2 separate regions of the Homo sapiens genome follow, and region 1 is linked to region 2. The links are chromatin loops, found by intact Hi-C in ENCODE. Cell type or tissue: psoas muscle. All regions are shown on one strand. Links, peaks and the distances in the headings refer to the core of each region. The heading gives the core; the rest is flanking DNA.

Region 1 (10,500 bases), core at 3,471-5,970, 520 kb after region 2:
CTCCGCTCAGCCCATCTGGCCTGTGGAGTTCTCTCCCCACCCGGCCAGCCCACAGGGCAGAGCTGCGGAGGGTGGGCCGGTGGCCAGCCAGAGCCAGAGCAGGCCCAGCCGGGGGCTGTTGGACAACTTTATCCTCTCACATGGGGGACGGCTGCCTTTTCCAGTGGACTAGGGAGGAAAGATTGAAATGTCAGCACCTGGTGGGAAAAAAACAATTTCTGTTTAGAACATTTGGGAAAATTCCAAGAGGGATGCAACTGATCCCCCTCCCCCTCCTAGTATTTTCAAAGGGATTGTGGCTTCAGAGCTAGACAGACCCCAGGTCCGGTTCTTGCTCTTTTGTGGTCAGCTGTATTATCTAAGGTAAGAAACTTCATCTCTATGAACCTTAGTTTCGTCATCTGCAAAATGGAGATAAGGATGTAGATTCTGCAGGTAGGCTGGGAGGATACATGAGCAAGACAATCACAGGTGTTCAGCGCAGGGTCTATCTATGTGTCCTTCCTCCCATTCAGGTTTCAGCTTAAACGCCAGAGGGGTGTGATGCCCCCTCTAAATGCAGTGGCCAGTTCTGGTCCATCAGAGCGCCCTCTATTCCCTTTCCATGGTGGGATGTTTTCTTATTTCTTGTTTATGTGTGCTGTCTGGCTATGCGTGCTGTCTGGCTCCCGGTCCTAGCAGGAAAGACTGCCAGAGCAGGAACACTGCATTGGGGCACCCTATGATGCTGGCAGAGAGAGGGCACTCAAGAAAGATTTATTTAAAAAGTGGGTGCAGAAATTACAGCTATTATTTTTATTGTGTCAGGGTAACTTTTTCAACATATGATTTGGTGTTTTTACCTTTCCCTGTATTTTCCCAGTTTCCCATCCTTTTTCAAGCAGTTAGAGGCCCTGGGCATCCTTATCTCAGGGGGTGTTTGTGGTTAGCTTAAAAACAAAAGTTGCTGCAAGATACACTTTCCTTCCTGGATTTTATTCCCAAAGAGTCTGAAACTATTGAAAAGATAGTGCTGGTTGTCTGGAAGGTTTGAGGAGAGAAAGAAAATGAGAGAGAAGGAGACAGATTTTGGAAGAAACATGAAGACAGAGGGACTTCCCATCTTCCTTCTCCTTTAATCCAAAAAAAGATTTCTGGCAGTGGGTGGGGCAGGAGGATGGTCCGAGGGTTCTGTGAGCAGCAGCGGATGCCCACATACCCATGAGACAGCATCCTGAGAAGGTAGCCAACATGCAGAGGAGGTGGGGACCGCGCACTGGGCTTCCCTAGGGGTGAGAGTGGCACCAGAACAGCAGAATGGCCTGGTGTGATGGGCATGTGGGCAGGGCCAGCTAGGGCTGCTGACCGACAGGCCTCCCTGGCACCCTGATGCTGCTTACAACCCTGGAGAAGGCACAGCTCTAGAATGACGGAAGCTCAATCAGGGCTCAGAGTCAGAACTGAGTTCCACTCTCTGCTCTGCTTTATTTATTCAGAGTCTTCGATGATGTGCCCTGGGCTGGTGTTTGGAGAAAGGCAAGTGTGGGTATGAGCAGCAGCATTGCAGGTTCCGGACACCCCGGAGGCACAGCACCCCTGTACCTACCATCACTCCTGGGCTCAGCTTGGCACTGCTCAGCCAGGACTTCACACCTGTGATGATCAGAGGGCACTATGTATCAGGTGTACATTCCCCATCCCCCTACAAAAAGGTAGTAATTCTTTGTTTTTCTACAGCACTACTAAATCTAGTAGAAGGACTCTTTTTACCACAGTTGATGTCTAATATCTGTTGCTTTTCGCGGCTCCCTGTCCCTCACTGTCATATGAGAACCTCAGGGCTTTGTGATTCAGGAGAAGTGTGGAAGAGGCCACAGCTGCAGATGTGAATGGTGCACAGCTGTGGTTTCTTGCCCAGGCCATGTGGTTCATTAGAAGGCAGCTGGCTCCACTGTCAGCCTTGTTCCTACTCTGCCGAGCTCTGCAAGGGGTACTTCCAGGGTAGGCTCAGCCCTGATGCTCCTAGCCACATCTCCGTGGCACCTCTGGCAGGTCCAACTGCTCTCCAACTCTGTGTGCAAATGGGATAGGGACCCCTTCCACCCTCCAGCCTCAGGATCCCACTCCCTGGAGGCAGACCTCTTCTCTTTGTCCCTTAAAGAACCAGCTTCCAATTCCTTCCCAGCTAGGACAGAACCAGACAATTCTTCCTATGGCCTTGGTTTTCCAAGAGAAGGTCACCTTTGTCTCACCTGGTGATGTCTCCCCTGAAGCACAGAAGAGAATCACGAGTACTTGTTTCAAAGAAAATGACCAAAATCTGTCTTAGCTTCCCATCGCTGCTATAACAAGTCACCACAATTTGCTGGCTTCAAAAAACACACATGGATCTTACAGTTCTGTAGAAGTTTGACATGGGCTTCACTGGGCTAAAAGTAAGGTGTTGGCAAGGCTGTATTCCTTTCTAGGACTGATGTAATTCAACTCTGTGTCCCCACCCAAATCTCACATTGAACTGTCTGTGTCACCACCCAAATCTCACATTGAACTGTCTGTGTCACCACCCAAATCTCACATTGAACTGTAATTCTCAATGTTGCAGAAGGGGCCTGGTGCGAGGTGATTGGGCCATGGGGGCAGACTTCCCCCTTGCTGTTCTTGTGATAGTGAGTGAGTTCTTACAAGATCTGGTTGTTTAAAAGTGTGTAGCCACCTTGCACCTCGATCTCTCTTGCTTCTTCTCTGGCTGTGTAAGATGTGCCTGTTTCCCCTTCACTTTACGCCATGATTGTAAGTTTCCTGAGGCCTCCCCAGCCATGCTTCCTGTGCAGCCTGAGGAACTGTGAATCAATTGAAGCTCTTTTCTTTATAAATCACCCAGTCTCAGGTAGTTCTTTACAGCAATGCGAGAACAAGCTAATACAGGGATGAATTCATTCCCTTCCCTTTTTCACCTTCAAGTGCCTGTATTCCTGGGGCCCCGGCCCCTTCCTTCTTTTTTGAAGCCAGTAGCTGAGCATCACTCCAAACCGCTCATAAGGAAATGGCATTCTACTTGAGTAGCAGACAGGTGAGCCAACAAATACAATCTCATGTGGTAAGCGAAGAACAGGTTCAGGGAAGAAGCATGGTCAAAAAAGGGCCCAGTACCCTGGGTGAGAGAGGGATGGGTTCTCAGAGGGCTGCTACTCAAGCCAAGGCTTATCTTACCTCCTCTACCCAACTGTGGAAAAACTTGAAGAAGTAATTGGGTATAACTCATCTTCTTATTTTCCTTGATGCTAAATTCACTGCTTTGCAACCTGTAGACACCCAATAAATATCACTTGCAATGAACCAGTTCTCTTCTGAGTCATTTTTGTCTTCTGGGCTACAGTTGCAGATGGGAGATGAGAGAACAGTGCCAAGCTAGAGGGCTGAGCTAGCATCCTCAGGACAGAGCCCTAGCTTTAGGGCTTGGCAGATTTTTATTGTCATGCATTTTCTTCCCTTAGCAGAGATGAATTCCAGAATTGAGGCAGGAAGCTCTCTGTTTAGTTGTGGGACCTCACCAGGAATTCACCCCAGACATCAGGGAATTAGATTTAAAATCTCGCCCTTGCATTTAAGCAGGGCTTTAGGATCACTTGGGGGTTGATAATTGATAGATGTCTCCTCGTTTGAGTTTCTTCATAAAATAACATGCAGGGAGCAAGGGAATGAAATTGAGCAAGTGAAATACTTGGCAGAGTCTCAGGAAAGACGTTAAGAATAGATCTATGAGCTGTGCCCCATGGCGGGGGGGTTGCTTCTGAGTCGGGAGGTGCATGGGTTGGCGGCAGGAGGAAGCGTCATGGAGCCTCTGTTTCTGAGCCCATGTGTTGAGATTCCAGCCTCTAGTCAGAAAATTCCCCTTGCAGCTTCTGCCTGGTCCAGCCCCTGAGCCATGAGCATCTTCTGGTCCTCTTGCCTCAGATTGTTCCCCATTCACTCTTCCCATCTTCTCCTTCACACAAACTTCAGGATCAGGACCCACAGAGGTCTTGGGACCTGTAGGCTGCGGGAGAAGGCTGTGGATGTTTAAAACCACATGTCACCACCTCCTGGCAGGGGCTGGCTAAGGACAGGACTAAACTCTCAGTGGTGAGTTAATGTTTGCTGAGGGAATGAATGAAGGAATGACATAGGCAAAATGAAGCTAAATTATCCGTTAAGGTTATCTATGGTACTTTCCCTGGGCCATGATTCTCCCTCTTAGATGGGAGGAGCTCAGCTCCCTAGACCCCTCCTAAGCTCTTGCAGGGCCTGTAGCATCCAGGGATAACAGAGCAGAGGACTGGGGCAGCCTACTTTCTTTGAAGGGCCACTCTCCATGCCACCCTTTGAATCAGCACTGGTGACCAATTAGTAGAGTGTGATATGAGTAGTGGATGAAGACCTGTCTAGCATTAAAAAAAAGAGACAGAATTGAGAAATAAGGGTATTGCTTTGTAAAAATGTGCTGCTGTTTTGCACATGATAGACAGTATACTAAAAGTGGCTTGCAACGTTAAATGTATTTCTTACCATGGGTCAAGGTCAAAAAAGTTAGAGCATCCAGCATCTCAGAATTGCTGAGGGCTCTCATGCTCCCTGGGAGGAGATGCTAAGGTCTGACCAGGCAACTTCAATTGTAAAATAAAGATGCCTAACCATCCACAATGACCTCTTCCTGAGACCTTGGGGGCAAGTGGAGGAGGACTGGCTGGGAGTAAGAGGCCAGGGCTCTGAGCCTCCATCTGTGTGTACTTACTGTGAGCCTTGGGCACATTGCTAATTCCTCTTCCACCTGTTTTCTCCTCCAATGTGGAGGTTACATTGTGTCTGTGTGCACTGCTGCCCTCTGGTGGTGAGCTCTATACTTCACTGCAGCCACGGCATCCAATTTGGGTTTGTTGACTGGCTTGTGGCTGTCCAGATTTTCCCCTCTTCTTGTTCTCAAAAGGTGAGCCTTACCCCCAGGTGGAGTAGCATCCCACATGTTAAAAAAAAACTCACATGTGTTGTGAGTTTTCTGCAAAGGCCTCTGCTGTTCAAATGCGTTGCCTGGAGATACTCTCATGCGAGAATGTAAATCAAAGGGCAAGCTAATAGGGAACTACTTTGTAGCCAAAGTTTGATGAGGTCCACCTGCTTCAGGGTACGTAGCTGTATGCCAGGTACTCTTGATGCATCTGCCGGCTCTGAACAGTGTTTTATGAAGCTGTTGAGAGAGTGGGACCAGATGTTTAGAAAGAAGAGCTTGTCTTGTCACTTCCCTCAGCTTCTTCCTTTTTTGATGGTATCAGCAACTCTTTGCATTTCCAATTAAGACTCTAGTTAAATTCCCTTCAGCATTTGACTCAACCTCTTGCAAGAGGCAAGATAAGTGATTTAAAAAAAAAAAAAAAACTCTTACTTAAAGAGCATGTTGCATTGTTCTGAGATTTATTTCTAGTAAATCAAAGGGGGACTGAATGTCCCTTAGCATTGTCCTGGGATTGATAAAGGTCAATTGTCTGCAGAAATATGGACCTGAAGTCTCTCCAAGGTTAGAGGTTTCATATTCATGGTCAATGCATCTTCAAATCTCCCATAGCAAATTATCTTGGACCATTGCATTTAATAGGTGCTTAATAATTGTGTGTTAAAAGGTTGAATGGATGAATGAATGAGTAGAGTCTCAGAAATGGCCCTTCAGATGAAGTTTCCGAGCTATGAAGTAACAGTGTACAGTGCACCATGCATGAAGCACATCGGGCAAGGGAACTCCACTGTTACATGGTAGGATTGGTTGGCCTGGAATCAAGTCAGGATATTTAATCAATGAGGTTGAAAGACCCAAGTAAACATTTAGCAAAACTGGAGTCAAAGCACATTTCAAAACAATCATTTAGACTGTTAAGCTGCTATCTTATAGAGTTGGGGGCCCAAAGTAGGGAGTGTTTTATTTTTAAACAACTTGCTTCCCTTCTGACTTCAAGAATCCCCATGATGGTTTGGTTTTGAGGACATTACCAGTCAACCGCAGCCAAGAAGTGATTAGCAAATGCCTGCTCCACAGACGTGGGTCTGACTTCTGGGCTAAGTTCAAAGCAGAGCTCTTAGTTTAATAATGATACAGGATTCACTTTCCTTGAAAACTTCCTATGCTGGAACCATTTTGAGAAAAACAGAAATAATCATGGAAATTTGGGGGCACAAATGAAGACAGGGAGGAAACATTACATGCATATCTGAGTACTTGTCTACAACCCTCACAATGCATCCTGGAGAAGATGTCCCTCCCTTATTCTCTTGATAGGAAATGGCCACTGTTTATAATGAGGCAGAACAAAGCAGGGGCTTACTTCCCCCCCGATGCCAATCAATATGCTGAGAGCTGGCTCCAGTGCTCCCAGAGCCATGGATCAGTGTTACTGCCTTGAAAATCGCTTATTGCTGTGTCATTTAAAGGAATCTGATGAAAGGTTTGAAAGAAATGCTATAATTCTACAAAATATCTTCAAGTGGCATTTCCCAAAACCATGGACAAGTACTGATAGTGTTTTGTGAAATGATTTTAGCCAAAACATAGATAAATATTTTTATTTTAATGCTTATGTATTTAACACATATTACAAATATATACAATTAGCATACCTTACCTGTGATTTCATGAATAATTTTTCTTAGGAAAAGACTAAATAATCTAAGTAAAAATAATACAAAACAAAATAGAAAAGACAAGAAAAGAAGGCATTTTAACTTAAAACCAATAATAGTAGATAGTAAAAACTGTGAAGCTCGTGCTTAAACAACGTGGTTCGGGGAACAGACTCAAAGTGTGTGTTAAGTTTTTGCACTACTATTAGGAGAAACACTGCAGTATAATTCTGCAGTGATTTTTGGAACAAATATTCAAAACTACCACCTAGGGAAAGCTCAGGCACTGTGGTTGTACAGGGAGGAAGCTTTGGGGCCATGGCCACTCTCTTCTTTTCACAGGGAACGTTTTGACAACGGAGTCTTTCTAGTGCCAAGTCTCTGTGCTCCACCAGTGAAGACCGTAGCAGGCAATGATGACTGTGCTTGGAGTCTCCACACTGGAAAGTGGGCTTTTTCCCTGACTTGAGCCCAGCAGCCATCAGAGGGAAGTGGACATCCCCAACGCCATCCCCTCTGCCCACCTGCCGGAGTGTGACTTCCCACCAGTGCCATCAAACCCCCACAGTGCTTCAGAGTGTAGGCCAAGCTAGCAGGTAAGTTTCCCATGAACTCAGGCTCCTCTACCATCTGGGTATGCAGGCTAGAGCATGAGCCCCCACTGCACCTCTTTCAGCATTAAGATATTTCTGAGGCTTTCCTGATAGAGAAGTGGCCTGGGAAGGCATTTAAGAAGACAGCTTAACTGTCCAGGTTCCTTTTCTGTTGACCCTCACCCTGAATCTTGAATCTTGACTAGGGAATTCACCCCTGGCCTTGTGCTGGACTCTTTAGGGACAGAGGTGGGACATGAGATGTTGGCGCTGGGGGAAGCAAGTCTCATCTCACCGAGTGCTCTCCTAGAGAAGGAGCTCAAACAGTGCCCAGAGCTGGTGCTGGGATGCCATTTGGTGGTCTGGAAGTTGCTGATTGCTTTCTCTGTCACAAAGCCTTTGATTTCCACCGGCTTATGTGTACACATGTGGGTATTCTTGGTGGCCTGGCCATTGAGCATAATTAAAAGAAATGATTGGCTTTCTCTTGATGCAAACATCTGGTTTTACTTGAAACAAGATGACTTAGCTGTTTCAGAAACATTCTTGTAACCCTGGATTCACATTTTCTTCTTAAAATATATATTTTCTCTGTTCGGGCAGTATGTTAATGTAAACACTCCTTGTAACTGACAACCGACAGTTTCAGAAGTACGTGGGGCTCCAAGCACCGGAGGAACCGCAAGAATGATTGCGTTTTTGATTTGATCACTGGAAATCTGTTTCAACAGTCACTCTGATTTAAACAATTACTCTGATTTATACTCCAAATGCTGTAATTTGCAGAAAATGTAACCATGTGAGGACATTTTTGTAGAGTATGTCTTGGCAACTTTGTGTTGTTGTGATGTCATTCACTTCAGTTTTAAGGAAGCACAGAGGAAAGAAAAGAAGGAAAACAGCGTCCTTTTTGATGTGCTTTCCTGACCGCCAGGGAAAATGTTCTCAAGTCTTCCTGGCTTACCATTCCTTACCGCTCCCAGCCCACAAGGCCAACACTGAAGGGCTATGAATGACATTGAGGAGAGAAGCGAGAGCCAAGATTTCCTGAAGGCCAAAGAATTAAGTCCAAGAGTGGGGGCAGCTGGTTTTGTTGTCCTGTCTGCTGTCTCTACAGTTAAGACAGGGTAGGTGGGATGCCAGCTCTTGCATCATTCATCAAAGCCCAGGTTTGCAGAGCTGGAAGTCTAGTGGAGAGTGTGAGGTTTAATACCTTCATTGCCTAGAAAGAAAGATCCAGGTAGGTTAAAGAACACTGCAAAGGTTCTAGAGCAAGTTAGTATTAGAGTCAAGGAAGCAACCAGGGCTCTGGTTTTTTGATTCTTTGCAAGATTGTACCTGTTGACATGTAACTGCAGGTTGGTCCCACATTATGAACAGAGAAGGTATCTCAGCAGAATAAGAACAAAAAGTCCTAAGTCAAAATAATTAGGTAGTACACATTTTATAGTTTGCAGCTTAAGGGAGCTAGCATTCCAAGTATTAGTTCCATTTATACCCTGCCCTCCTCCAGTGAATCCAGCCAGGCTAATGCTGCTGGGGAAAGAGCCATGAGGGCACAGAAGGCACTTCTGCCTCTTTGGGAGCAGAACGCCTCTGTGAATGGTCCCATAATTCTGAGTGGCAGCGGGGTGCTCAGCCCCTCTGATCACATCTTCCTAGACCATGTGTCTTCAACTTAGTCCCAGCCCCAGAGAACCAAAAAGAGGTTCTTCTATTTAAAGTTTATCTCCTTAACATCTGTGTGCTTCAGTTAGTTTTGCAGTATCTCCTTAAAATTGACTTATTTCTGCCCATTGCTGAGGAGCGGTGCGCTGTTTCAAGTCCCAGCTCCACCTGTGGTTTGTTGTGTGAACAAGAAGGCATCAGGTTTCTTTGCTGTGCTTCAGTGCGCCCGTCAGTTAAATGAGGGACAAGAGCAGAAAGTGCCAAAATCTCTTCCAGTTTCATCACTCTTGGAATCTGTGGCTCTATCATTTTGTGTATTTGTGTTTCTTATTTAAAAAGTGATACAGGCTCATGGTGACAATTTTTTCCACTTGAACCTCATATTTTGGGGACGTGAAGTTTTTCATGTGCATTGCCCCTTTCAGAGAGCTTTGGGGTGCAGGGACACTCAGCCACAGGTGTGCCCCATAGCCTGGCACTCCTCCCTGGACTGTCCTGAACAACACTCTAATACCAAGGTGGGTGTCTTTCATGCTTCTGAATGATGGGCTCCTGCTAAATGATGGGAAGCCCATTAATTCCTCAGCGAACACAGAACATGTGACAGGCGGCACTCAAAAATTGTTTGTTGGCCAGGTGCGGTGGCTCACACCTGTAATCCAAGCACTTTGGGAGGCTGAGTTGTGTGGATCACCTGAAGTCAGGAGTTCAAGACCAGTCTGGCCAACATGGTGAAATCCCATCTCTACTAAAAATACAAAATTTAGCCGGGCATGGTGGCTTGTGCCTGTAGTCCCAGCTACTTGGGAGGATGAGATATGAGAGTCGCTTGAACCTGTGAGGCAGAGGTTGCAGTGAGCCGAGATCACGCCACTGCACTCCAGCCTGGGTGTCAGAGCGAGATCGTGTCTCAAAAAAAAAAAAATTGTTTTTTGCTAAACAGCACTGGATTGGACATTTGACTAATGTGTCATGCAACAATAAGTTTATCCATGCTAACCACACTGAAAAAAGGCATGGTTCTTTCTTTATTTTCCTAAAACTGATCTGATATTCCACATGAACTCCTACTCACTGGGTAATGGGGCAAAACAAAACTAAAGTTTGGTTCAGTTCAATAATTCCAAATTGATTCCTTTATTGAAGACTTTCTTTAGCTAAATGCCCTGTCCTTCAGCCCTCCTCCCTTGCCCTTTATCTTACCCCACATGGCATTTTGGTGTGTGAGGAGGGAGGAACATGAGGCATTGGTGAGCTTCGGTTTCCAAGGCAGTGTCCCTTAGCCTGGCCACTGCTTGCCTAGCTCGCTTTGGTGGCCGAGGCCAGCAGTTGGCAAAGCTTGCAATTTTTACCTCTCTTTTCCTGGTTGTCCTCCCTGTCTGACTCAGGGTCTGCTGCCTTCCTCATCCAGCTCCAACCTAAGAGGTCCACCTGTGTGGTTACTGCTGCAGGGTCACTGTGCCACTTGCCATGTGGCCCACACAGACTCTCTGGCTCCCAACTCGGTTGCCATAGAATCCCCCCGTGAAGGCCTGCAAGAAAGTCTCGGTCCCAGACATGCTACAAGGAAACATGGAGGCTCAGAGAAGATAACCCACATTTCTGGGCTTCCCTTAGC
Region 2 (8,954 bases), core at 4,814-7,313:
TCAGCCATCCCAGCTGCTGGCTTTAAGGTACAAGGGCAAACCTTGATGAAGACCTCAGGAAATGTCCACTCATACAGACAGCACCTGTGAGAGGCCCATACAGAGGCTGTTTCAGGAAGGGAGTGGGTGGTTCATTGAGAAGGAAAAGGAAGATGAGGGGACAATTTGGGAAACATACTTCAAGGAAGGGAGTGCACAAAATGGCATTCACTGTCCAAGAGCTCTACAGTCACTTGTGTGTGTGAACTGGCAATTTGAAGACCCTCCACCCAGGCTGGGTGCGGTCGCTCACACCTGTAATCCCAGCACTTTGGGAGGCCAAAGAGGGAGGATCACTTGAGCCCAGGAGTTTGAGACCAGCCTGGGCAACAAGCAAGATCACATCTGTTCAAAAAATCCAAAAAGTATCTAGGTGTGTTGGCGCATACCTGTAGTCCCAGCTACTTCAGAGGCTGAGGTGGGAGGATTGCTTGAGCCCAGAAGTCGAGGCTGCAGTGAACTGTGATGGCACCACTGCACTGCAGCCTGGGCAACACGGTGAGATCCTGTCTCACAAACAAGAAGAAGAAAAAGAGAACGAGGAGGAGGAAGAAGACCTGCTGCTTGGAGGAGTCTGAAAATAGCCATGGGAATAGTAACAAGAGGTTTAATGCTCATCTGAACCAACCACTTGGCACATGGTTGCTGTCCACTGGCACAGATTGCTTATGGGAAGCTGGTTTCAACATTTACTGGCTGCACAAGCCTAGGCAATTTATTTCAACTCTCTAACCTTTGCTTCCTTATCTGTAAATTGTGGGGCTAAGAGTATAACACAAATAAGGTCGGATCGCTTTGGGTTCAAGCTCAGTTCCACGTTGCATTCAGAAGGCACATCATTCCAGCTCAAAAAATATTTGGAAAAGAAATGTAAATATATACAAAAAAAAAAAAAAACCTCTCCCAAGGAGATGGCAAAGGGGAGCTACAGAGCAGAACACAAAATTCCCTGAACATTCTCCTTGCCCAGCCCATTCCAGAGCTTGGTTGTCAAGGCAGCCTCTCCCCCAAATCTTCCTCCTCTCTTTTCTGCATCTCTGTGCTGGGCTGGCTCCCTCCTCTCCCTCCACTTCTCTCTTGACTCCTTCCTGGCCTTCTGGACCAGGTGCTTGCTTCTGGGACAAGCTCCAGGCCCTTTAAAAAAAATGTGCATCAATTTAGACTTTAGTCCCCTTTCAAGTCTCCTCTCCACTAAGGGCAACAAGAAAGGGCGAGGGTCGGCAGGCCAACTTGGAATCCACCCGGAAGAGGCACAAGGGGGAGGCGGCTGCTGAAAAAGGCGCTCATTATGAACACATTCTGTCACTAGTGACAGAAGTCAGATGAAGTTATGTTATGAAGTTAGATGAGATACTGCGTGCATCGAGACCTTAATAGGAGCTAACACATGAAGTCCCCAAATTGTTACTCATTATTCCTATTAGAATCATCATCATTAGTACTACTAGTAGTATTTAAATATTATTTATTTATTTTATAGTATAATTTATTATAATTCCAAGAGCATCAGCCAAAAGTTAAACAGGAGGCTGCAGTCTGCCTTCATGGTACCCAGTGCTTGATTTAACCACCACAGCCACATCATCACCAGTGCAGCAGGACACGCAGAGGGTGGTGTTTCTTAAACTTTAATGTTCAGATGAATCACCTGGAGATCTTGTTAAAACCCAGATTCTGATCTTGTAGGGCCTGGACTGGGCTGGGGCCTGGATTCTGCTTTTCTACAAAGCTTCCAAGAAATGCCAGTGTTGCTGGTCCAGGACCATCACTTTGAATAATGAAAGCCTAATGTTCCACCAAATCCCTTCAGCTATGAAGCTCTAGGTGTACCCCTGAGGTCCCAGAGAGGACAAACCCTATGTGGACTGTGATGGGAGGGAGGAGGGGGACAAGGGCCTGGCCTGTGGGGGCTTCAGGTCTCCAGGTGGTTGACTGACCTCCACCATGGATACAGATGCAGCCCTCCCCGTGCCTCCTGTCTGTCAGCCATGGCAGGTGCCCGTCTCATCTCTCACCTGATAACCCAGGAGAGGAGAGTGAAATTCGAGATAGCCCAACACTCACACTCACACAAATACATGTACCACACACACAACACACCACACACACAAAAGATACACACAACACACACACAGCACAGACAACACACATAACACACATACAACTTTCTCTGAGGCTCCCAGGCTCCCACTGAATGGGAGAGGAGGTGACTGCTCGGGAGGTGGGGACATTTCTACCAAGAGTCCTGCTGTTTTCTCAAATCTATCTTCACCTCTCCACCTTTGCTCTGCCTGATAGCCAGAGAGGCCACTCTTTTTTTTGTTTGTTTTTGAGACAGGGTCTCACTTTGTCACCCAGGCTAGAATGCAGTGGCTCGTTCATGGCTCACTGCAGCCTCGACCTCCCAGGCTCAAGTGATCCTCCCACTTCAGCCGCCTGAGTAGCTGAGACTACAAGCACATGCCTGGCTAATTAAAATTTTTTATTTTTTGGTAGAAGCAGGGTCTCCCTATGTTGCCCAGGCTGGTGTCGAACTCCTGGGTTCAAGTAAACCTCCCATCTTGGTCTCCCAAAGTGCTGGGATTACAGATGTGAGGCATCATGCCTGGCCTAGGCCTCCTAATCTGAAGCCTGCTTCCCTCCTTCGTCCCTCTGTGAGCCATCCCCAACACAGCTGCCACCTCATGGAACAAAACATGTCACCTCCTTCTTAAAACCTTCAGTGGAGGAACATATTTACATAAAAAAACTCACTGACTCCCTTTTCCCTCAATTTAAATTGTTTACCTTCTCTACAGAAAAGAGTAAACATGGTAGGCCTCACTGCCTGTTCTTAGGAAGCCCTGCTTCATAAGAAGCACGTTGGTTCTTGCCTGGAGTTTGGAACAGTTCTCACCAGGAACCGACAAGAGTGGCTCGCTGTGCCTAAATTGTTTGTCTAAACAATATGGTTTATGCTGAACACCTGCCTTCCTTCTGAAAGTCTGGAATTTGGGTACATGCCAGGCAGAAGGTACCTATTTGACCACCCCTGAATTAGTCAGGGTTCTCCACACCAGAGAGAGAGAGAAAGAGAGAGAGAGAGAGGTTTTTAAAAAAAAATTTTTTTTTTGAGACAGAGTTTTGCTCTGTCACCAGGCTGGAGTACAGTGGCACAGTCTTGGCTCACTGCAACCTCCGACTCCCTGGTTCAAGCGATTCTCCTGCCTCAGCCCCCCTAGTAGCTGGGATTACAGGCACGCACCACAATGTCCAGCTAATTTTTGTATTTTTAGTAGAGACAGTGTTTCACCATGTTGGCCAGGATGGTCTCGATCTCCTCACCTTGTGATCCACCCGCCTCGACCTCCCAAGGTGCTGGGATTACAGGCGTGAGCCACCGTGACTGGCCGAGAGAGGTTTATTTTAAGGAATTGGTTCATGATTGTGGGAGCTGGCAAGTTCAGAACCCGTAGGGCAGATTGGCAAGCTGGAAATTCCGAGCTGTTGTTGCAGCCTTGAGCCCAAATTCTGCAGCTGGAAGCTCAGGCAGGGTGTCTATGTAGCAGTTTTGGGAAGAATACCCCCTTCTTATTAGGGAAACCTGAGTCTTTACTCTCAAGACCTTCAACTAATTAGAAGAAGCCCACCCTCATTATAGAGCATAATCTTCTTTACTCAAAGTATTTGAGTAATTTAAATGTTAATCAAATCTAAAAAACACTTTCATAGCAATATCTAGTCTGGTGTTTGATTAAATAACTGGGTACCATAGCCTAACAAAGTTGACATAAAAATTAACCAGCAGTGCCGGGCACAGTGGCTCACACCTGTAGTCCCATCACTTTGGGAGGCTGAGGTGGGTGGATCACCTGAGGTCAGGAGTTCGAGACCAGCCTGGCCAACATGGTGAAACCCCGTCTCTACTGAAAATACAAAAAATTAGCCGGCTGTGATGGCGGGTGCCTGTAATCCCAGCTACTTGGGAGGCAGAGGCAGGAGAATTGCTTGAACCTGGGAGGCAGAGGTTGCAGTGTCCCGAGATCGCGCCATTGCACTTCAGCCTAGGGAACACAGCGAGACACTGTCTCAAAAAAAAAAAAAAAAAAAAAAAATTAATCAGCACAGCCACCCAAGAAAAATCCTAGGCATCGATTCCTGTTGGTTGGCAATGTTCTACATGGGTTGTCACAACTCATTGCTGGGGTAATTAGCATGTCCTGTGTGATGCCACTGGGAAAGAACTCAGGATTCTCGAGAAGAACAATTTCGCTTGCACTTGACTTTCCCCAGACTTCATCTGTGTGCCTTTCCCTTTGCTGCTTTTGCTTTGATCCTTTTGTTGTAATAAATCATAGCTGTGAGTACACCTACATGCTGAGTTCTATGCATCCTTTTAGCAAATCTGCAAAATGAGGGGTGGTCTTGCAGACTCCAGATTTACCTTCAGGTGAGCCTCCCCATTTCCAGTAACTGCCACCTTATACCCCACATTCCCACCGTACTGAGCTGCCTAGTACCTGGATACGCATACCTCCATATCTAGAATGCCCTCTCTTCTCTTGGATGGCTAACTTCCATGCAGCCGTCAGGAACTCAGCTTGCTTTGGTTATCCATTGCTGTGGAACAAGCGATCCCAAAACATAGTGGTTAAGACAGCAACAGTTCATTATTTCTTATGATTCTGTAGGTTGATTCAGGCAGTTCTTCTTCCCATGGGGTTGGCTGCGGTTTTAGGGTGGAGGGTTCAAATGGCCCCAGAGTTGGTGGTAGTTGGTGCTGGCCACCTGCTGATAGCTTAGCTGAGGCTATGAGTCAGGGGCCCAATTCTCCTCAATATGGGTTTCTTCACATGGCTAATTGAGTCTCCTGAAACCATGGTGGGTATTCTCCAGGAAGAAGCATTTCAAAAGAGCAAGCCCCAATGTGCAAGTACTTATCAAGCTTCAGCTTGCATATCCATGCAATGAATGCTGATGTTCCATTGGCTAAGCTAGTTACATGGCCAAGCTGAAGATCATCACGGGAAAGAACTATGCCAGGAGATGAACACTGGGGGGTGCAGCTCATAGAGGGCCACGAATGTGCAATGTACCACATAGTACAAGCCTTCACTGACCTCCTTAAGCCCCTTCCCAGTGCGTACTCATTACAATACTTGCCACACTCAGTTGAAATAGTTTAATTGTTGAGTATTGTGCTTCTATTTATGGACTGGAGCTCCATATTTATGGACTGGAGCTCTTCTGAGAGCAGGGTCTGTACCTAATTTATTCCAGTATCCCATTCCTGACCCAGACTGTGTTTGCAGAATGAGTGCTTGAATCAGAGCAGCAACTATCATCACCCACCTCGTATTTGCCAGGTTCAAGCCCTGTCTCTACCTTATTTAGGCTTAGGACATTCAATAGCTGTGAGATGCCAACTATACACAGTCCCTAAGCTCCTTAAAGCATGGCAGCCTGTCCCATGCTTTACAGAAGCATAGCCTGTCCCTGCTATAGAGAAGGCACCTACCAGGCATTAGTGGAATGAATAAATGAATGAGCGAACTTTCTAGGCATGTCGTTGAGATTTCCAAGCTATAAGACCATTCGATCCAGCAATCTCGCCACTGGGTATCTACCCAAAGGCAAGTTACCTGCACTCTTAAGTTTATCACAGCATTGTTCACAATAGCAAAGATGTGGAATCAACCTAAGTGTCATCAGTGGATGGTGGGATAAAGAAAAGGTGGTGTACATACACAATGGAATACAACTCACCCATTAAAATGAAAAAAAAAATAAAACATGTATTTTGAAGCAACATACATAGAACTAGAGGCCATTATTTTAAGTGAAACAACTCAAAAAGCCAAGTACTGCATGTTGCCACTTATAAATGGGAGGTAAATAATGTGTACATATAGACATAGACTGTGGAATAATAGACATTGGAGACTTGGAAGGGTGGGAGCGGGTGAGGGATAAAAAATTGCTTGATGGGCACAATGTACATTATTCAGGTGATGGTTACACCAAAAGCCCAGACCTCCCCACTACACACACAATATATCCATGTAACAAAACTGCATCTGTACCCCTTAAAGTTATACAAATTTTAAAAATGCATCAACTGCTTTCTTAAACATACACTGTGATGAAGCTGAGCAGAAATCACATGACCCCACAGTCCACAAATAAAGCAGGTCTATCAAAGAGCTGTCAACGAAAGAGATTTTCTGTCCTCTCCTTTCCAGTTGAGGACCCTGAGGAAGGAGAGTTGCCCTTGCTGTGCCACGTTGTGCTGAGCAGCCCGGCTGGAGCAGAAGCACAGGGTCCTCCCACCAATGCGTCCTCTGCTCCCCTATTTCCTGGTCTTGGGCAGTGGCTCCTAATATAGGTTCTGTCTCATGCTATAAACAGCTACAGACACATCTTCAGTAGTAACGCACTGGAGTGTGGAAATCAATTGTGAATTAAACTCCTCCCTATTGCAATATTCTGACATCATAAGAGAACACAAGTGAATCATCCCTGTGTAAATATACTTTGATTAGATCATTTGCTTTCAAGGCTAAAAAAAGGGAGGAGAAAAAACTGGATGTTCTGTTCCCCTCTGGATAGGCATTGGGGGTAAGATTTTCCGCCCCTCTGTGTGGTAACCCCCCTCAGCTGGAATAACAACTTCTTACTTAAGACCACATTCCTCTAGGTTCCATTCTTTGAAATATTTCATTCTTTGGACCTCAGTTTAAGCAACTAAAATAAAAGATGGTCTTGAATAATAAAACTAAACAAAAGAATGTGTTTGCTTTATTAAAGGGATTTTTTTCACTTTATGAAAGGACTGACAGTATTATTTTCAGCAGGTGAGATCCCCCTTGATCTGTTCAAAATGAAAATGAAATTCATCTAGTTCAGGAGCTATGGACTGGTTCTGTTGGCCAAATCTAGCCTGCGCTGCCCATGCATTTTCTCTCTTTTTCTTTCTCTCTCTCTTTCTTCTTATATCTTGTTTAAAGAAATAGAGACAGGGTCTGGCTATGTTGCCCAGAATCGATCCCGAACTCTTGGGCTCAAGTGATCCTCTCACCTCGGTCTCTCAAAGTGCTGGGATTACAGTAATGAGTCACAGTGCCTGGCCGCCTGTGTATTGTTTGAACAACACAGTAGTTGATTTTTAAATTCTGAGCTTCTATAGCTGCATTATGACATGTTCTCCAGTTCTTCACAAATGCTGCCACTACTTGATGTCTCACACACAGTTGTTACCTGCAGGACCCCTGAGTTTTACCTCTCATTTTACAAATGGGGAAACTGAGACCTAGAAAGGACGGTTTGCTCAAGGTCGTGAAGCTAGGACATGCCAGGGCTAAAAAGCAAGTCTCCAGCTCCCTGGCACAAGACTCCCTCCCTTCTGCTCACTGCATCTCCACACCACTTTCTTGTAGCTTTCGTTAAATTAATAAAAGTGCAATTTCAGCATACGCCACTAAACTGGCAAGCATTTGCAGGGGTGGATTTTGTAGCGACAGCACTTACCCAATGGGAAGTTGTTGCAACCTTCCTCTTTCCTTTCTGTCCTCCCAATTCTCAGGGTTGGAGGAACCTCACACTTTGCTGTCATCAGGCAAACCTCATGCATGGGCAAGGAGCATCATTTTTCTACTTCTACCCATCACAGCTTCTCCTTTCTATCAAACCACACAAGCAGAATCTTTCTCCATATAAAATCCACACAGTAAATGTTTCAGATGGTACAAATGGGCTTGTCTTTCATTTTGAATTTTTTTTTTTTTTTTTTGAGACAAGACCTCACTCTGTAGCTCAGGCTGGAGTGTGGTGGCGTGATCATGACTCGTTGCAGCCTCAACCTCCTGGGCTCAAGTGATCCTCCCACCTTAGCCTCTCAAGTAGCTGGGACCACAGGTGCATGCCACCATGCCCAGCTAATTTATTTATTTATTTATTTATTTATTTATTTATACAGATGAAGTCTGCCTATGTTGCCCAGGCTGGTCTCAAACTCCTGGGCTCAAGCAGTCCTCCCACCTTTGCCTCCCAAAGCGCTGGAATTACAGGCATGAGCCACTGCACCCAGCAAAGCTTTTCTTTCTGGAAAAATCCTACTTGTTATTCAAGGCACTGTTCAAATGTTGCGTCCAGTGGGAAGCCAACTCCACTATTCATTTACATATTTTTAACATCATGTAGCATAGCGTGGGGTGTGCGGTGTGTGGGCCTACTTGCCTCCTCACCTTTCCCTCCTTCAGCTCCCCTTGTCTACTCTGTCCCCTCCATCTTTGTTTACTGACTTGAATTGAGAGGATTGAGGCTCATAGAAGACTTCCTGAAAACAATCCACACCCACCACTTTTCTACCAAAATTGAACAAGGACTAGATTTTGATTCTCTTTTTTGGAAAGGAAAATAGGTCACCATGCAAAAAGGCCCAAGCAGCTTCTCCTGTTCAAGAAAATGCTGTCTGGTGTTGGGGATGAGTTGGAGAGCTTTGGGGAGGGAGTTGCTATAGGGGAGGAGCTGAAAAGGACAGAGGTGGCAGGTATAGAAAGCAATCAGTCAATGCAAGAGGGCAGTCTCCAAATTGCTCCAAACCTCAGTGTTCATCTGTATCTGAACCTCTCTGAAACCCAGTGATGAGCTTAGGACAAATGAAAAGAAGTCTTACCAGCAGAAAGATGAACGAATTTTAGGGGACTCATGTCAGCACTGACTCTCCCTTGGGAGGATGGTGGCTGAAGGAGGAGCCAGGGAGCCATCTGAACTTGTAGACATTTTAGCCCAGTGCTGTCCAATAGAAATACAATGTGACTCAAATGCGTAATTTTAAGTTTTCTAGTTGACACATTAAAAAGCTAAAAAGATGGCTGAGTGTGGTGGCTCATACCTGTAATCCCAGTGCTGTGGGAGGCAGAGGTGGGCAGATCACC

The links. Hi-C counts contacts between places; a loop is a spot of excess contacts. Peaks named below come from ENCODE experiments on the same cell type or tissue, not always from the same donor. Only the 100,000 strongest peaks of a DNase experiment are listed, where the experiment ranks them.
Region 1: it touches region 2 in a loop (4-fold over the local background); 6 of 110 quality-filtered maps call a loop at or near these places.

What each region holds. Positions count from the first base shown.
Region 1 is chr2:20,958,311-20,968,810 of GRCh38, forward strand. No RefSeq gene overlaps it. Among named protein-coding and RNA genes, the nearest start is that of APOB, 81 kb to the right of the region's middle. RefSeq lists an enhancer at 4,744-4,793. In psoas muscle, for the core only: a CTCF peak has its summit at 4,852 (motif pointing left); DNase peaks (open chromatin) are centred at 3,781 and 4,841.
Region 2 is chr2:20,432,188-20,441,141 of GRCh38, forward strand. No RefSeq gene overlaps it. Among named protein-coding and RNA genes, the nearest start is that of RHOB, 10 kb to the right of the region's middle. In psoas muscle, for the core only: no CTCF peak of the experiment used is centred there; a DNase peak (open chromatin) is centred at 6,325; H3K27ac peaks cover 465 bases.